Regions from separate parts of the Homo sapiens genome. Here region 1 is linked to region 2. Evidence: chromatin loops called from intact Hi-C (ENCODE). Cell type or tissue: dorsolateral prefrontal cortex. All regions are shown on one strand. Links, peaks and the distances in the headings refer to the core of each region. The heading gives the core; the rest is flanking DNA.

Region 1 (9,636 bases), core at 698-8,697, 200 kb before region 2:
TTAAGGAGTGTCTGCATATCAGTGAGATGGGGTGGTTCTGTTATGGAAAGAACAATCCTGCCAATGAAAGATTCCTCTGTACCAATACAGAAGAGAAAAAAAAGTATTACTGAGTAAGCATTAACACATTTACAAGCATGTACGGCAGCACAAAAGTGACTATGAAATTGGAACAGAATTTTATATAGCATAGCAGAAGAAAGAATAACTTCTCACCTCCTCAAAAGATAAAAGGGTCACACCTTGTGACAGTTTCTACACGTCTTGTGAGAGACCCTGAGCTAAATCCAGAGGTGTTTTTAAAAATACATCTGGAGGTTATTTGGCCCTTGGCCTTGGATATATATAGCTATTATTACAAAAACTGAAGAGTGGGCTTAATCCTTGTAGAGATTTATCTCAATCCAAAAGTAAAGATTAAGATACACTATGTCTTTAAAGAACCTCATCTTAAGAATGGAGGAAAGGAGGCCGGGCGCGGTGGCTCACGCCTGTAATCCCAGCACTTTGGGAGGCTGAGGTGGGTGGATCATTTGAGGTCAGAAGTTCAAGACCAACCTGGCCAACATGGTGAAACCTCACCTCTACTAAAAATACAAAAATTAGCTGGGCATGGTGGCTGGCACCTGTGGTCCCAGCTACTTGGGAGGCTGAGGCAGGAGAATCGCTTGAACCCAGGAGGTGGAGGTTGCAGTGAGCCGAGATTGTGCCACTGCCCTCCAGCCTGGGCAACAGAGTGATACTCTGCCTCAGAAAAAAAGAAAAGAAAAAAAAAAACGGAAGAAAGGGATGGGTGTGGTGGTAGCTCATGCCTGTAATCCCAACATTTGGGGAGGCCAAGGTGGGCGGATCCCTTGAGTCCAGGACTTGGAGACCAGCCTGGGCAACATGGCAGGACCCCCATCTTTTGAAAAGACTTTTTAAGTAAAAAATACATACATTTTAAAAAGTATGGAATAAAGGGGGAAGTGGTTTCTTTGCCCTTTGTAAATGGAGAAAAAAATTTCATTTACCACTATAGTTCTGAGACAATAGGTATTCTCATGCAAAAACTTTTTTTCTGACTCACAATCTATAAAAAATAAATTACAGGGGTAAAAAAGCTTTGCTTTTTAAAACAAAATTATTATTATGTTATTTTTATGATATCTGACTATGGGAGGATTTGCTAAATAAGACATAAATGGCAAACTGTAAGGAAATACTTCAAAGTTAAAAGATACACTTACCAAGGGGGAGAAAATATTTTCTAATTACTGAGAAGAGATAAGTATCCCAAATATTTTATGAGTTCTTATAAATAATTTTTTAAAAATCAAGGTAAAAAAATAGCTGGCAAAAATAAGATTTGGCAATTCAAAGAGAAAATGTGAATGATTAATAACTTACCAGTAGGGGAACACAAATGAAGCCACATTAAGGTACAATTTCAACCCCATCAGATTGGCAACATTTTAAAACGACATTATGAAAAGTTGTTGAGGATGTGCAGAAATGGAACTCTCATCAACTGCAGGTATGAGTGTAAATTGGTATAATCACTTTGTAGAGCAATTTGCTGGTATGAAATATAGTTAAAGATGCATATATCCTACAACCTAGCAATTCCATGTGTAAATCTGTTTTTCAAGAACGGTGGTTCTCCAAATGTGTTCCAGGACTAGCAGTATCAACATCACCAGGGAAGTTATTAGATATGCAAATATTGGCCCAGCATGGTGGCTCACACCTGTAATCTCAGCACTTTGGAAGGGCGAGGCAGGCAGATCACTTGAGGTCAGGAGTTCAAGACCAGCCTGGTCAACATGGTGAAACCCCGTCTCTACTAAAAATACAAAAATTAAACAGGCGTGTTGGCACACACCTTTAATTCCAGCTACATGGGCAGCTGAGGCAGGAGAATCTCTTGAACCCCGGAGACGGAGGTTGCAATGAGCCGAGATCGCGCCACTGCACTCCAGCCTTGGTGACAGAGTAAGATTCCATCTGAAAAATAAATAAATAAATAAATAAATAATAAGATATGCAAATGTTCAAGCCTCCCCTCAGATTTACTGAATCAGAAACCTGAGGTAAGAGAGGTATTTGATTTTGATACACATTAAAGTTTGAGAACCACTGCTGTAGAGAAATTCTCACACAAGCCCCAAGGAGACATCTAGAAAAGCAAATAAAGTATAACCAAAAGGCCTAAAAAGTGCCAGAATGTATGTATTCAAATTCCAGCCCCACTATTTATTTCTTGGCCCTTTGATCTCGGGGAAGTTATGTAGTTTTTCTGCATATTATTACCCATTTATAAAATGGTGATTAATATACTTTCTTCTGCATATAGTTGCTGTGTAGATTATTTAAATTAATTCACACATGGCAGTTACACTAGTGCCTGGCACACAGTAAGAACTCAAACAATGTCTGTTATCATTAGGATGTTTGTTGTAGCCTTGCTTGTAACAGTAAAGTACTGGAAACAGTTACTTAAAAATAAGACTGAAGGCAAATATGGAAAAGACTTAACATTAATAACATTTGGGTGATGAGTATATAGGTGTTTTTATTATTCTTGGTAGTTCCTCTGTGTTGAAATGTTTCACAAGGAAAGGGGAATAGTAGTTAAGTCATCATTTATTTATTCACATCTACATTTCCACAGAAGTATTAGTTTAGGTGAATTGTCATGTCTTGATTTTTAAAGTTTCCATAGAAAGAGGTTACTGAACTCGTGTTATTGGTATAAAATATAAAGCTGTCTGGCCTCAAAATACTTTTCATGTCATCCTCCTACAACTTACATTCATAAATTCTATATTCCAACCAAATTTGCATGAATCTGCCTTTTTCCACATTTGTATCTTTACACCCACTGTCTCCTCTATATTTACTGCCCTATTCATATTCTATCCATTTTTCACATTTTCAGCTCAAATGCCACCACCTTGATAAAGATGGACCCAAGTCTCTATAATTTATCGCTTCTGCCTTTCAGTGTTCCAGATACCATTCTGTTTATCACATAGCCCTTGCCACATTTTCTCTTATGTTAGAAATGTTTTCCCCCTACTTTCTTTCACACACACTCTACAGAAGCACACCATTATTTTTAATGGAGCAAAAGTTGATACAATCTCAAAAATGCCAGAGCAAACTGATTCAAATATGATTTAAATACTGATTTCAATTCACTGCATAGACACATCAGATGCTACCCATGGAACTCCTATACTCTGGGCTTCACTGGTTGGTGAGTAGAAATTGTGATGTTCTGGGTCCCCACTTTCTTGCCTGGCAGTAATTACAAAGTTGCTGCAGGATTTCTCAATCCAAATATTCTTGACAATTCTCAAATAGTGGGTCCTGGAGAAGGGTACTTTCCCTCTAAGAGTCTGGGGGAAGTTGACCTGATAGTGTAGGAGGGATGATCCCTTGCATAATCAGAACCCTTACTCCCAGTTTTGTGGTTCCTCTGTTGGGCAGCTGCTCTGGATCCATTTGAAACCCACTGGTGGTTGCCCACTTCTCCAGAGAGCTGACCTCAGTGCCTGCTTCTCAGGCCAGCTGGGAAACGCATCTGCTGATCTCACAAATCACTTTTCAGAGAAATTCCCAGATGGATCTGTTGGGCTTTGCCCTTCCCAAAGCAAAGGGAGCACCTCTAGGAGGGGTTAGGGAGGCAGTTGGGGGTGGATCAGGCAAAGTCTTGCATTATACCTCAGATCCTTGCTCATTCATACCTCTGGACTCCGCTGCTTTATTAAGCCCACTCTGCAAGACTTCTCTTATTTTCAGTAATAGTCACATATTTCTCTTCAGGGGAACCCCTTCTCCATCATACAGGTTTGTGTTTGTGTGAACTCCAATTCTGGAACATAAGCTGGTTATTTTCCATTATATACCTGACCAAGGTGGTCTTTGCAAACAGGTTTTGGCCTCCCCGACCTCTTATCAGCTTGCCTCCCCAACAACCTCTCCAACAACCATTGTTCAGTATCATCTGAACAAAACTATGTAAATGCTGAAGAAATGTCACATAATCATCTTTTTCAGCCTAATTGACACACCAAAATCTCTCCTATATAGAAATTCTGGAGTCATAATTGAAATAAAGGGAAGTAGCTGATGGCTTTTTAAAAATGGAACTATTCTGACAGGAGGCTGCAGGAGGGAACCTCTAGGGGGCGATGTTATCTAACAGAATTTTACAGTTGCCCTATTCGGAACTACCCAGTTTACATTCTCCATTGCCTAACTTCCCATGTTCTCTCCAAAGTTGTTTCCTGGCCTCTTATATTTTCTGCTTCCTCTGGAGGGCACTAGTTGCACCTACTAACATGTAATAAATGCTGGCCTGCTTCTTGCCTTTTTATAGTTAATGTGACTTAGATCAAGTGATCTCCAGCTGAGCCCATCCTACGTTTATATTAATATTTGAGAAATGCAATCCAGTTTACTAAGTATATATAGGCCCCCGGTACTCTTCTGGCTTAAGACTGTTTGAATTGATATCAGCACTCAGATAACTCAAATTCCTAAACACACAGATTTTCTTGTGATTCTTAATTGCTACCATGCTTCTGAAAGTATGTTTCCTATTAGAGTTGCTTGGGCCACAGCTAATCTTTGAGGCTAGTAACGCTTCATCTTTCTACCTTCAGGGTCTAGCGTAGTGATTCACGTATAGTGAGATGGGTGGATGAATGGGTGGATACGTGATAAATCCAATACCTTGTTCAGGATATTAAGAGTTTGACTTAGGCAGCACAGCATAGCTAAAGAAAGAAACAGTTTTAGGAAATAAATGCATTAATAAATGTAGGAACAACCAGTATTCACAAACCATAAAATTCTCCATTTTAAAGTATAAAATTCAGTGGTCTTCAATATATTCACAGAATTGTGTGATCACCAATATCTAATTCCAGCACATTTTCATCACTCCAAAAAGAGATCTTGTACCTGTTCACAGTCACTCCGTGTCCCCTCCTTTCACTCGTCCCTCTCCATCCCTTAGCCCCCCAGCCCCTGGCAACCACTAATCTACTTTCTGTCTTTATGGATTTGCCCATTCTGGATCTTTCATATAAAGGGAATCATACAGTATGGCCTTTCGAATCTGGCTTCTTTCATGTATAATCCCATAACCCTTTGAACATAACTCTTTAACACTTATTTTGCTGTGTTGGGATTATTATGGCCTGCCTCCCACTGGACTATTAAGCATCACAAGGACAGATTATGCCTTATTTCAACTTTGAATGCAGAGCTCAGGGCCTGTCACAGAATGGGCAATCAATAAATGTTTGCTGAACGAATGATGCTTTTCCAGTTCCAAAATGCATGAAACACCGTGTTGACCTCACTCCTTTCATCTTTGATCAGTCTGCAGTACCACCAGAATCCTTGTCTGTAACTCTTTTCATCTCTTTCACTTGTTTTGTGTCTTTGCCTAAATTTACATTTTCTCTTTCACAAATATAGCTTAAATTCCAGAAAGTGGGAACATGTCCTGCCCCAAGTCTGTATTCACAAAGCCATGTTTGCCCCTTGTTTGTGTGGATTAACATTGTTTCTCTGAAATCTTTAAAATGAGAACCATGCCAGTGTTCTATAAACCGTAAAATTTAACATTTTCTTTCTTTTCTTCTTTTAGCCATACTTCCCATTGCCTCCAGCTGTTGCACGGAGGTTTCACATCATATTTCCAGAAGGCTCCTGGAAAGAGTGAATATGTGTCGCATCCAGAGAGCTGATGGGGATTGTGACTTGGCTGCTGTCATGTGAGTGCTCATCAGCCGGGAGGTCTAAACCTGCACAGTGATTATTTCCCTGCCCAACGAATAATAGGTTGGAAAGGCTTTGCTTGATTACAACATACAAACAATCATCCAAACAAGGGAGGGAAGAGTAAATATTCTGTCCATTAGGCCCCAGGCTCCCTGGAGTAAATTCATAGTCTCTCTGTCCAAAGATGTCCTGAGCCCCATACCAGCACACCATCTACTTCCACCCTGTAGTGCTGTGGTTAGGACTAAATTCCCCCAGTCACCAAAAAGTGTTCATGACTTTCCCAAGCAAAACAAAACCCCAAACAAAAGATAACTCTGTTATATTTCATGGCTTTTAACCTTTTTTAGTATATGGGTTGCTGTCATTTCTACTTTATGAATTCATCAGGAGCATATTATAAAGTTCAAAAAGTTAGGCTGGGTGTGGTGGTTTATGCCTGTAATCCCAGCACTTTGGGAGGCCAAGGCAGGGGTATCGCTTGAGCCCAGGTGTTCAAGACCAGCCTGGGCAACATGGTGAGACCCCATCTCTACAAAAAACTTTAAAACTAGCCAGGCATGGTGGCATGCACCTGTAGTCCCAGCTACTTGGGAGGCTGTGATGGGAGGATCGTTGAGCCCAGTTCGAGGCTGCAGTGAGCCGTGCTCATGCCAGTGCACTCCAACCTGGGTGACAGAGTTAAATCCCGTCTCAAAAAACCACCACCACCACAACAACAAAAAGGCAAAGAAAAACAAAAGAAAAGGTTCAAAAAGAAGCGTGGAAATATCTATACCTGTCACAGTGCTATATGCAATCCAATCAGAAATGCCAATCCAATCTCTGCTTTTGATTCTGTGGTGTTGGTTCACAGTGAAGCCTCCCACCCCTGCCCCTGGCTCAGTTATTAAAAGCTTTGTTTGTATATGTACTTAACATTTCTATGGAGGCTCTAACATCTGAACTGCATTGGTATTTAGTAAATCTGGATTCTGACAACAATGCTGTGAGGAAAGCATAAATGATCTCCCAATCATACACAGGAGAAAGCTGTGACTCAGGTTACACGGTTCACTTGTGTACAGCTCGTGAATTGCAGAAACAGGATGTGAACCCAGGTCTCTTAGTTCAGAACACTTGTACACCTCCAATGTCATTCTAAAGCAGTGGTGGGACTAACCATAAAATACCCTCTCCAAACTCTACTGCATCCGAGTATCAGGCATCTCCCTGGCATGCTGGTTTTAACACCATTTGTGGCTCCAGGTGATGCTAGTGAGTCATTTGGTGCTCCTTTCTTTGGGCTATAAATAAACCCATTGCTTATGCCTGAGCTCCTGAGTCACTCAGAAACCTTATTCTTTCAGTGAATTCAACAAATATTTATGAATTAACAATTATGCACCAAGCACTGTTCTATATGCTGGGGATGCAGTGGTGACAAAATGGGTTCTGTCTGCCTAGAGTCTCAAGGGGACTCTTTATCCAGCTGGGTTCTGCAGATCATCTTAATGATTTGAGATGATCTCTGGAATTTGAAATATATTTTCCCCCCTTTCAGAGGGATTTATCCATTATTCAATTTTGAGGAAAAACTGCTCCAAGATAAGCGTTCTTAAAAGTTCAGAGGAAGAGTTTGTAAGATGTCTGTTGATAGACTTTCATCAGGTTAGGGGCTGTGAACTTCCTGAAATTTTTGTGTATGAACCTGTGAGCATTTTTAGAGGGTCCATAGGTTTTATAAGATTCTCAAAGTTTCTGAGATCAAATAAAGTTTAAAGGTCACACTCAGGGTCAGATGTAGGGGAGGAAACAATTCTTGATTCAAACTTGTATTAAGCATGAGTGTCTTTGTGGGAGAAGGGAGAAGCCTGAGAATTTTCTCAGCATCTCCTCAGTTCAAGCCACCACGTGGCTCCATTGGCTCAGGTGGTTTAGTCATTGGGAACCAGCATCATCTGTGGCACTCCAGGGGCTACATACCAATGAGGATTCTGAGGGGTGCTCCAAGTTCCCAACTTCTTTGAAAAATTCCTTGGTACATGTCTGGCCAAGATTCTACCAGTCTTTTATTTAATCTTAAAGAATATTGTTGGTAATAGTTGGAAAGTAAAAAATTCATAGACAATGCGTGGATAGACAATGCTCTAGGTAGTTAGAAACAGCTGGATATTTGTGTCAAGTGGACACAGCTGCACTAAATCTGTCTGAACCTGCTCCAGTTGCTCTGAGAAACTCCAAATTTTCAACTCCTCTCAATTCCTTCCACCTTATTGGCACATATCACCTCAGACTTGAAGCTTGAAGCTTGTAAGGGCTCCAATAGGACTCCCAGAAAGGCTTGGAGAAAAAAAACAGAGGAAGTTTCTGTGGGTGTATAAGAGATTCTGGAGGTTATCCAGGGAAGGTATTGGTAACAGGATTTTCAGGGATGTTTCTTTGGGATAAGCAGGTGTCAGAGATCTGAAAGGCATAGGAACAGAAATGATGTTTTGCTGTGATAAGGGAAAATATAATCAGAAACATAAGTCTTCATTTTAAAAAGGACTCAATTTTAATTAAAGAGGAACTAGGAAGCCAATCAGTTGGATCTAAAAATATTTACTTTATTCAAGCACAATTTGTAAATTGACCTCTCTGTGCTAAGAAAGCTGAAAAATACAGAGTTGTTATGACCTAATCTCAAATAAAATTAAATTTAATTCTGTAGTATTTTTTTAACCATAAATTACAGATCCTGTCTGTTGTGTTTCCTGATGTTCAACAAGAATAGATAAAGATTCTCTTGTTTTCAGATTAGTTTAGTATGGAGCATGTCTTTACTTATCTAAAATGTAGTCCCTTATCCCTGACTGGGTATAAAGACTTTAAGATTTGAGAAAGTGTTTAAGATGCAGAAAGCATTGCTAACACTGGAAATGTAATTCCCAAGTAGCATGTATTACTAATAACAATTAATTAATATAAGTCAACGTACGGTAAACTTACTAGGCTTCTTTCTTTTCTGCCTAGAAATAGGTCCTATGTTTTATACCTTATAAATGGTCATTGTAGTTTTTGATGCCTGAGACAGCAGTTTTCTTGTTCAAACTCCTCTACAGTGACTTCATTAATGAGCTTCTGAATGTTTCTGAACATAAATACAATAACAGGTTGTTTATCATGGCCGGGCGCGGTGGCTCACGCCTGTAATCCCAGCACTTTGGGAGGCCGAGGCAGGCGGATCACGAGGTCAGAAGATCGAGACCATCCTGGCTAACACGGTGAAACCTTGTCTCTACTAAAAATACAAAAAAATTAGCCGGGCATGGTGGCAGGCACCTGTAGTCCCAGCTACTCGGGAGGCTGAGGCAGGAGAATGGCGTGAACCCGGGAGGCGGAGCCTGCAGTGAGCCAAGGTCGCGCCACTGCACTCCAGCCTGGGTGACTCCGTCTCAAAAAAAAAAAAAAAAGTTGTTTATGTTGGGCAGAGGCCTGAGGATTCTTGAATCAAACAGACATTTTTTGTTGTGAGAAAATTTGAGGTTTTTAAATAGAATTATCTGGAAGGCTTGAGTAGTTTTTCAGATGTGGTTGTGAGGCGTTGTTGTGTTTAGAGGAATGGGTAAAGAAATAAAGTTTAAGGGATATTAAAGGTATAATCTCTATGGCAGGGCCACCCCTTTACGTCCATCAGACTATCTCCAGCTATCCTCCTGAGGGTTAAGAAAAAAAAAAAGGGGGATTGGCCTCAGGATTTCTTACAGTCAAAACTCTCCACCTACAAACTCACCGTTGGGAAGGTGGGGATTGGTGCCCATCAGAATACTATGGAATTGCGAGTAGGGGAAGGAATGTGGAATAGGCCAGCCCCGTTTCCAACATTACTTCATC
Region 2 (9,317 bases), core at 1-8,000:
ACAACTTGTCCATCTGTAAAACTGATTAATATTCCTCAGGATGCTGTATAATAATGGCTAAGCTAACCTTGAAGTTCTTGAGAGAAAGTAATTTAAGAACTATGATGTGGTTAATTCAAGTTGTAGACTATTATCTTCATAAGCAATTTGAATATTTTCTTCTTCTCCTGAAAATTAAAACTTCAATTCTAGAGACCTTTTTCTAGAATGACAATAGGAAATGACAAAATACAAAATGAAACAAATTTTATGAACAGTTTGTCCTTTCAACAAGTGAAAGAAAATCAACCAATGAATTAAAACTCTTTAATCCCTAGAGAAATACAGTGATCAGATTCAAAGAATGAAGTTGGATTTAATGTTATATTTTAATTTTTAAGTTTCTCAAAATGAAACTATATATGTGACAAAAACATTAACCTACTAAGACAAAAATCTTTGCTTTTGTTTTTTTAAAAATGTATGATAAGTCTGTCATGCACCTGTAGTCCCAGCTCCTCAGGAGGCTGAGGCAGGAAGATCCCTTGAGCCCAGGAGTTTGAGACATGCCTGGGCAACATGGCGAGACCCAGTCTCTAAAAACGAAAAGAAAATAAAACAAAACTGTAAGTCTGAGGGCTTCAAGCTGTCTAATCACATGCTATCAATGTTAGAATTTGAAGCTCAGAAATCGTGGATGTGTAATGAATTACGGTTCTTTAAAGAAACCAACATTTGCTGATAAAAGTATTTGAAATGGTACCACTGCTTGCCCCAAATTAAACCTTTTCAACTAAAAACCTAGGGTTAAACCAAGAATATAAAGGGCTCTATAACCTATCTGTAGTTATTACTGGGGAATTCAGATTTCATATAAACCTGTCTTTATTTTAAATGTAGTTAGAAAAAAAGCACACACCTCAAACCAAATATCCAATCCACATTTTTTCCTAACACAGAAGGAGGCTTCTCTGAAGGTTTTTCCAGGCTTACCATTTAACAGTGGTCCAGCTAAAAATAAACCCATGAGGGTTTACTAGGCAAATTCAATGGCACACCAAACACCAGTCCATGGGGAGTTGGATTCAGCTTTTTCCCCACTAGCCTCTCGCAGGAATCCCCCCCTACATTCTCCCATCTCCTAATTAGAAAGCTAATTAGGCTTCCAAATGTAAATGCTAAATGGCGAGGGCGATCTGGGCTCAGGCCAGGATTCGTGGAACATCTAACACCCTCCTCTGTCCTCTGTTCGTGCAGTGAGCTGTGGGAAGAGAGCTGGGCAGCATGACTATTTGGGGCCATTTAACTTGCTGGAGGGCAGTGTTTACTCTCATTTGTCTGAGCGGAAAGCTGTGTTGCATGGACTGCAAACTCTGAAAAAATAAAATAAAAAAAACAACAACATGCCTTGGGATTTTAGTACTTTAAGGGAAAAAGTAAGTACATTTTCATAAACTCAATTATTACCATGGTGACAACGAGGGTACAAGAGAAGGTCCTCTGGAGAACAGTTCCTGCTTCTAACTAGACAGCCTCTCAATAGAGCAGGGCGACTTCTTCAGTAACCATGACAACCAGAATTAGAAGTGCTGTTGCAACACTAACAGAAACCATCTTTTGAAGCGGTTCTGTGAATCACATTGAATACTGATGATGCAAGCTAGTGTGATACATACTTTTCAAACATTAAAAAAAATCTTATTACCATAAACAAATATTCACCTTAGATTTCCATTTGAAATCTTGACTTGGAATCACTTTTTTTCATCTGGTTTCGTTTGTTTCCCTTTTGGATTCCCGCGGCCTCAATTGCAAACGCGATTTGTGTAATTTCCAAACTTGTCAGAACTGCACGGGTAAGAGCTTAGAATGTGATTCATTCGCTCTTATTTTGAAACGGGATGAGGAATGGGGTGGGGGAGGGGGGGTAGACAGAGAGCCCTCTTGTCTACTGTACTCAGGAGGACGAAAACAGGGGAGGGAAGGGGAAAAGAGAGGAGAAAGGGAGAAAGGGAGGGAGGGAGGAGGAGAAGAGAAGGGGAGAGGAGGAGGAGGAAAGGAGGGAGGGAGAAGAGGGAAAAGGAGGGAAGGAGGGAAGGAAAAAACAGAAAGGAAAGAAGTGCTATAGCAGAATCTTTGCTGCCCATGTTATCTATTGCCTTGACTTCTCCATCTGCCAAGATGTGTCAAGCACGCAGAAGCTGGCTGGAATCGATATTTTAAAGACCCGGTTGCGATCTTTTCCTGGTCGTATCAAGGAGTCCTGGAGCTTCTAATATTCCTGGAGGGATATCCAGGAAGAGGAAAAGAGGCTCTTCCTTACTTCGTGCGGTCTTCCAAAAGAAGCACCTTTCGCTGGGGAGAGTCGCGGCGTGGGGTGCAATGGAAGGTTTTGTTCTCCTGGGCCACATGCGTTAGATGTCAGTTCTCTCCACCAGCAGCACCGGCCGGCGCGCGTGGGGAGATCACGCCGGTCTTCTGCCCTTGTAACAAACGCTCCAGATTTGGTCTGGTGCCTTAGGGCTCTGGTCCAGCGCACCCGCTGTGCGCAACGCTAGGCGCTAAGCTGCGCTCCTCGGCTCACGTGTGGACGCGCACGCAGACACGAGTGTCCACACCATACAGAGACATGGGTGCACACACGCGCGCACATAGACATGGGCGCCGCACATGACACGGGCACCACACATGACACGGGCACACACGCGCGAGCACGCTCTCGCCCTGGCTCTAATGCCCCCTCCTCTCGCTTGCGGATCGGCCTGGGCAGGTGTGGGGGTACGCCCCAGAAAGCGCCTAACCTTCTTCTGACCCCACTTCGCAGACACCCCGTGGCAGGGCTTCCTTTCTTCCTTGGGTCGCGGGGAGGAGAGGCGCCTCCTCCTCAGCCACCCAGGTCTGCAGCCTAGCAGAGGAAGGGTGGCGGGGTGGGGGTGCTGGCGGCGAGTCCCCCAGCCCCTCGCTTACCTTCGTGGCGAGGCCAGCTCTTGGGCTTCGCTGCACGGCGCCAGGCTAGGCGCGCTGGGTTGTTGCCTCTGGAGCAGGAGCGGTCGGTGTGTGGATGTCCCGAGGTGAGGGCGCCGCTGTCGCGCTTGAGGCTCCCGGAGCTGTCAGGGGCGGCCGACCTGACCGGCAGCGGCCCAGGGCAAACCCCGCCCTCCGGCCTAGGCCGGCTCCGCAGCGGGGACCGAGACGCCCCACAGCGTTTCCTGAAGGACCAATCCGGAGCGAGGGGCTGGCGTGGGGAAGGAGGGACGGGGGGCCTGTAGTGCACCCGGACGCCGGCCTGGACCTTGTAAGCTGGTTTCTATGGCAGCCAGGAGGGAGGGGCGAGAGGGAGGGGACGCGCGGCGCAGGGACACCCAGTGCAGTCGCTCGGGGAGGGGGGTGATTGGGCCTGACGCAAAGAGGACCCCTTCTAGAGTCTGGATGGGAGCAGCTACACGGCCGAAAGCGGGCTGACACAGCTCCCACCGACGTACGCCTCGTGCCGAGCGGTTCCAGCGCTTCAGCAAGGGTTTCCATGTCCTTGGGAAACCGTGACCCAGTAATCCTCCCAACAGAAAGGGGGTTTCCAGCAAACCACCGTGACAGCTCCTCCGGGTGAGTCGGGCAGGGTTTAGGTTCTGCAGAAAGAAGTGCTAATGTCACCCTCTGTCTGGATTCCTGGCATACATCGGTTCCCCTGGTGCCACTTTGTCACTGGCTCCCTAATCTCCTGCTAGGGAGATACTCTCGGCTGTGACCCTCAGATGCCAAAGATTATTTTTCTAGTTTATAAACTAGAAATACCGTCACTGGATTGAACGTAGAGTTGGAAATGGGATTCGCAAAATACTAAATAAAACATACCGGTTATTTACTGAAGTTTAAGCCCTTCCTTTTACAGAGAGAGAAAAAAAAAACTGAGTTCAGAGGGGTCAGTTAACTTAGCAAGGGTCACACAACTGATTAATGGCAGAGCCAGGACTAGACACCCTAAGTCATAGTTCTGCGAGCATTCTTTCTACTTCCTCCTGCTCTCCATCCTGTATTGATTGCCAGAGCAATATTTACAAGAGCAAAACTGTTAAGTAGCAACATAACCCATGTCTACAATTCTTTTATGGTAGAAACTAGGGAACCCCAAAATTCCTTTTTTGCTATTTGCCAGGCATTGTAATAAACTCTTTTACAAAGAGTAACTGATTAAATCCTCATGATAATCTATGGGTTAGGTACTGTTACTGTCATCCTTGTTTTGATAGATGAAGAAACTGAAGCCCAGAGAGGTTACAGGATTTGATCGAGATCACACAACTGTTGAATGCTGGCTCTGGGACTCTAACCCAGTTTGTTTGACTCCAGAGTTGGTGTTCTTCATTACTTTGTCTCTGCTGCCTGTTTGTGTGATGATTAAAGGGGTCAGGAACGGGAAGGGCAAGAAATAAAAACCTTGGACAGCTCCGTGCACTGACGGTTGAGATTGGAAAGAAAATTGAAAGAACCTGAAACAACTGCTTCCTTGGCTTCTGAGAGTGGTCATCTATTTATGTAGAACAAGGGTTCTCTCGAGAAAATTTGTTTTTAAAGAGACATCCCCTCCTCAAAAGACAAGAGGTTTGTTGTTTTTTTTTTTTAAGAGTAATCTTTAAAATAGTACATGCCATCAGTCTATTTTCTTTCTAATGCAATAAAATGCAGGGAGAAACTCTACATATTTTTAAAGATATAAAAGACCCTTGAATTCAAATAAACAGAATAAAATTTCATAGAGAAATTGCCTAGAAACCAAGAGCCTCAAACACCCAATCTGACAGAGGCTCTCTGTGACATAGATCCTCACCATCACACCCCAAAGAGCATGCACAAGGCAGAGGTGATGATAGGTTCTAGTAGCTTAAAAGGTTACTGAACACTTTAGGCTAATACCATCACATTGGGAGTTAAGATTTCAATATATGAATTGGGAGATACAAAAATTTAGTCCATAACAGAACCCTTCCCAACTTTTATCTTTCTTTCAGGAATCTCTATTTTATACTATGTGTGTCAGACCTTCTCATTCTATTTCATGTCTTTTCTCAGATTCTCTAGATTTTTAACATTTTGTGCTACATTCTAGGTAATTTCTTCAGATCTACCTTCTGTTCATGAATTTTCTCTTGCACTAACCTGCACACTGACTTTATGATAATGCAAATATAATTAAATCAAGAGGTTTGAGAGTGCCGATTTCAGTATCTTTCACAGCAGGGGTGAATTGATAGCTTAAAATTGAATCACTTATTTACAACAACTAGTATTATTAAAATCCCTTTTTTCTTAACTTTATAGGAAACTTGTAAGAACTAATATTTCTTGTAAAAAACCTTTTTCTGAGGTTTAGCAATTTTTTCTGCTTTCCTTCTTATTTCCGTTAAATCCAATAAAAATTAAACTGAAAGGCCGGGCACGGTGGCTCACGCCTGTAATCCCAGCACTTTGGGAGGCCGAGGCGGGTGGATCACGAGGTCAGGAGATGGAGACCATCCGGGCTAACACGGTGAAACCCCGTCTCTACTAAAAATACAAAAAAAATTAGCCGGGCGTGGTGGCAGGTGCCTGTAGTCCAGCAACTCGGGAGGCTGAGGCAGGAGAATGGCGTGAACCCGGGAGGCGGAGCTTGCAGTGAGCCGAGATCGCGCCACTGCACTCCAGCCTGGGAGGCAGAGCGAGACTCTGTCTCCAAAAAAAAAAAAAAAAAAAAAAAAAAAAAAAAATTAAACTGAAAGAATTAAAACTAGCAATGGTGACCCTGTTTTTATTTTTCTTTATTTTATTTATTTATATATATATATTTTTTGACGTAGAGTCTCACTCTGTCGCCCTGGCTGGAGTGCAGTGGCGTGATCTCGGCTTACTGTAACCTCTGCCTCCCAGGTTCAAGATATTCTCCTATCTCAGCCTCCCGAATAGCTAGGACTACAGGTGCATGCCACCACGCCCAGCTACTTTGTTCGTTTGTTTTTGTTTTTGTTTTGTTTTGTTTTTGAGACGGAGTCTTGCTCAGTTGCCCAGGCTGGAGTGCAGTGGCGCGATCTCGGCTCCCTGCAAGCTCCGCCTCCCGGGTTCACGCCATTCTCCTGCCTCAGCCTCCTGAGTAGCTGGAACTACAGGTGCCCGCCACCACGCCTGGCTAATTTTTTGTATTTTTAGTAGAGACGGGGTTTCACCGTGGTCTTGATCTCCTGACCTCGAGATCCGCCCACCTCGGCCTCCCAAAGTGCTGGGATTACAGGTGTAAACCACCAAACCCGGCCTAATTTTTGTATTTTCAGTGGAGACGGGGTTTCACCGTGTTAGCCAGGATGGTCTCCATCTCCTGACCTCGTGATCCACCTGCCTCAGCCTCCCAAAGTGCTGGGATTACAGGCGTGAGCCGCCGCGCCCAGCCCTTTTTTTTTTTTAAATACTTTAAGTGCTAGGGTACATGTGCATAACATGCAGGTTTGTTACATATGTATACATGTGCCATGTTGGTGTGCTGCACCCATTAACTCGTCATTTACATTAGGTATATCTCCTGATGCTATCCCTCCCCCCTCCCCCCACCCCACTACAGGCCCGGGTGTGTGATGTTCCCCACCCTGTGTCCAGGTGTTCTCATTCTTCAATTCCCACCTATGAGTGAGAACATTCAGTGTTTGGTTTTCTGTCCTTGCCATAGTTTGCTCAGAATGATGGTTTCCAGCTTCATCCATGTCCCTACAAAGGACATGAACTAATTCTTTTTTATAGCTGCATAGTATTCCATGGTGTATATAAGCTAGCTTTAAAATTATTGGTGGAATAAAAATAAAAATGCCTTCGGAACTGTCAGCATACATTTTGTCTGAATTTTATGTTTGTCTTTGCTAGATATTTTGAGATGTCAGTGTTTGGCATAGAAGGTTATAAAACTGTAATCCCAGCCAAAACAAAATAATCTTGGTTTGTGTGCTTTCTTTTGACGAATGAGAGTAATTTATAAAAGGAAAATATCTTGAGCCCCCCAAAAATTACTAGGCTGAAGAGAAGATTTGGGCTGGGAGCTGCTTGGGGAAGGCCTGCCTCATATTCTGTTCAGTCTCACCGAGATAAATGCATATCTAATTGCCTTCTTTGGAAAGGCTAATCAGAAACTCAAAAGAATGCAACCATTCCTTTCACACCTACCTGTGACCTGGAAGCCCCAAGCTGCATCCCTGGCCTTTCTGACCTAACCAATGTTCATTTTACATGTTAATTGATGTCTCCTGGCTCCCTTGTTAAAAGTGAAAGAATTGGCCAGGCACGGTGGTGGTTTACACCTGTAATCCCAGCACTTTGGGAGACCGAAGCGGGCAGATCACGAGGTCAAGAGATTGGGACCATCCTGGCCAACATGGTGAAATCCCGTCTCCACTAAAAATACAAAAATTAGCTGGGCATGGTGGCATGTGCCTGTAGTCCCAGCTACTCGCGGGCAGATCACGAGGTCAAGAGATTGGGACCATCCTGGCCAACATGGTGAAATCCCGTCTCCACTAAAAATACAAAAATTAGCTGGGCATGGTGGCGTGTGCCTGTAGTCCCAGCTACTCGGGAGGCTGAGACAGGAAAATAGCTTGAACCTGGGAGGCGGAGGTTGCAGTGAGCCGAGATCGCACCACTGCACTCCAGCCTGGTGACAGAGTGAGACTCCGTCTCAAAAAAACAAACAAACACACAAACAAAAAGTGAAAGAATTGAGTATAGTGAATGGAATAAATATTTTAGGTAAACTTTTTGTGTAAATTAAAATTTTAGAGTTATTTCTGACGCTCATTTAATATCTGGGTCATTTCCAATTATGAAAGGGTTGTGGCCGGGCGCGGTGGCTCATGCCTGTAATCCCAGCACTATGGGAGGCCAAGGCGGGCGGATCACGAGGTCAGGAGATCAAGATCATCCTCACTAACATAGTGAAACCCCGTCTCTACTAAAAATACAAAAAAAAAAAAAAAAATAGCCGGACGTGGTGGCGGGCGCCTGTAGTCCCAGCTACTCCGGAGGCTGAGGCAGGAGAATGGCATGAACCTTGCAGGTGGAGCTTGCAGTGAGCCGAGATTGCCCACTGCACTCCAGCCTGGGCGACAGAGCGAGACTCTATCTCAGAAAAAAAAAAAAAAAAAAAAAGAAAGGGTTGTGATATGGGGAAATGTGTTTCTAAAATTGTGGAATTGTTCTTATGTATAAATGCCCGTATCTGATAGTTGAGGATTTCTTGCTTTTTAGGGTCTCACAAAAGTTTTAAGTTACCAAGGATAAGAATTCTCCTTAACATATAATTCTGTTTACAAAATGTGCCAGAAAGGGTTATGTTATTAGTGAGAAAAAGAATAATTTTGTCTAATTCAGAAGTTATCCAAAAATTAGTTCAGGCCGGGCGGGGTGGCTCATGCCTGTAATCCCAGCACTTTGGGAGGCCGAGGCGGGCGGATCGCGAGATCAGGAGATGGAGACCATCCTGGCTAACACGGTGAAACCCCGTCTCTACAAAAAAAATTTAAAAAAAGTAGCCAGGCCTGGTGGTGGGCGCCTGTAGTCCCTGCTAGTCGGGAGGCTGAGGCAGGAGAATGGCGTGAACCCGGCAGGCGGAGCTTGCAGTGAGCCGAAATCGCGCCACCGCTCTCCAGCCTGGGCAACAGATCCAGACTCCGTCTCAAAAACAAAAAACAAAAAACAAAAAGTTAGTTCAAATTACAGATGTGGAAAGGTTATTTATGGAACGATGTAGTAAGGAATCATTAAGTAGGGGAGAAAACTATGGGAAAAGTTTGTATAATAAAATATTCTTTAAAACCTAATAGAGAATTGGAGACATTTGGCTAATTAACATTTTCACAGTTAAAGCTCTTAGTCTTAATAAAAGTAAAGTAAGAAGTATTGTAGAGAAATGCATCAGCAGTTTGGCAACTTTTTAAAAAAATATAGATAAGGATCTAATTTGGTTCTATGGATAGTTATTTTGTTTCCTATGCATTTCTAGCAAGCCACCATTTGTTCCATTTATCTGGAATTCCTAAGCTACCTTTGTCGGGCCCACAGCAATTAATGGAGCACGCTAGCCTTTTAACTTTTTTTTTTTTTTTTTTGGTGGGGGGTGGGGATGGAGTTTCGCTCTTGCCCAGGCTGGAGTGTCATGGCGCCATCTCGGCTCACTGCAACCTCCGCCTCGCAGGTTCAAGCGATTCTCCTGCCTCAGCCTCCCGACTAGCTGAGATTACAGACATACGTCACCATGACCAGCTAATTTTGTATTTTTAGTAGAGACGGGGTTTCTCCATGTTGATCGGGCTGGTCTGGAACTCCCGACC

What was found. A loop is a pair of places that touch in the nucleus more often than their neighbours do. Peaks named below come from ENCODE experiments on the same cell type or tissue, not always from the same donor. Only the 100,000 strongest peaks of a DNase experiment are listed, where the experiment ranks them.
Region 1: a loop joins it to region 2, with 4 times the contacts of the local background. A loop is called at or near these places in 3 of 110 quality-filtered maps.

The regions. Positions count from the first base shown.
Region 1 is chr5:43,384,488-43,394,123 of GRCh38, reverse strand. CCL28 (C-C motif chemokine ligand 28) reads left to right here. Exons shown (of 3, transcript NM_148672.3): 2 at 5,648-5,774. Among named protein-coding and RNA genes, the nearest start is that of CCL28, 23 kb to the left of the region's middle. RefSeq lists an enhancer at 7,076-7,145. In dorsolateral prefrontal cortex, for the core only: CTCF peaks have their summits at 4,028 and 4,229; a DNase peak (open chromatin) is centred at 4,193.
Region 2 is chr5:43,186,041-43,195,357 of GRCh38, reverse strand. It overlaps NIM1K (NIM1 serine/threonine protein kinase), which reads right to left and starts at 3,133. Exons shown (of 4, transcript NM_153361.4): 1 at 2,947-3,133. RefSeq lists an enhancer at 2,108-2,817 and a silencer at 3,153-3,292. In dorsolateral prefrontal cortex, for the core only: no CTCF peak of the experiment used is centred there; DNase peaks (open chromatin) are centred at 1,208, 1,851, 2,537 and 3,237; H3K4me3 peaks cover 4,630 bases; H3K27ac peaks cover 4,898 bases.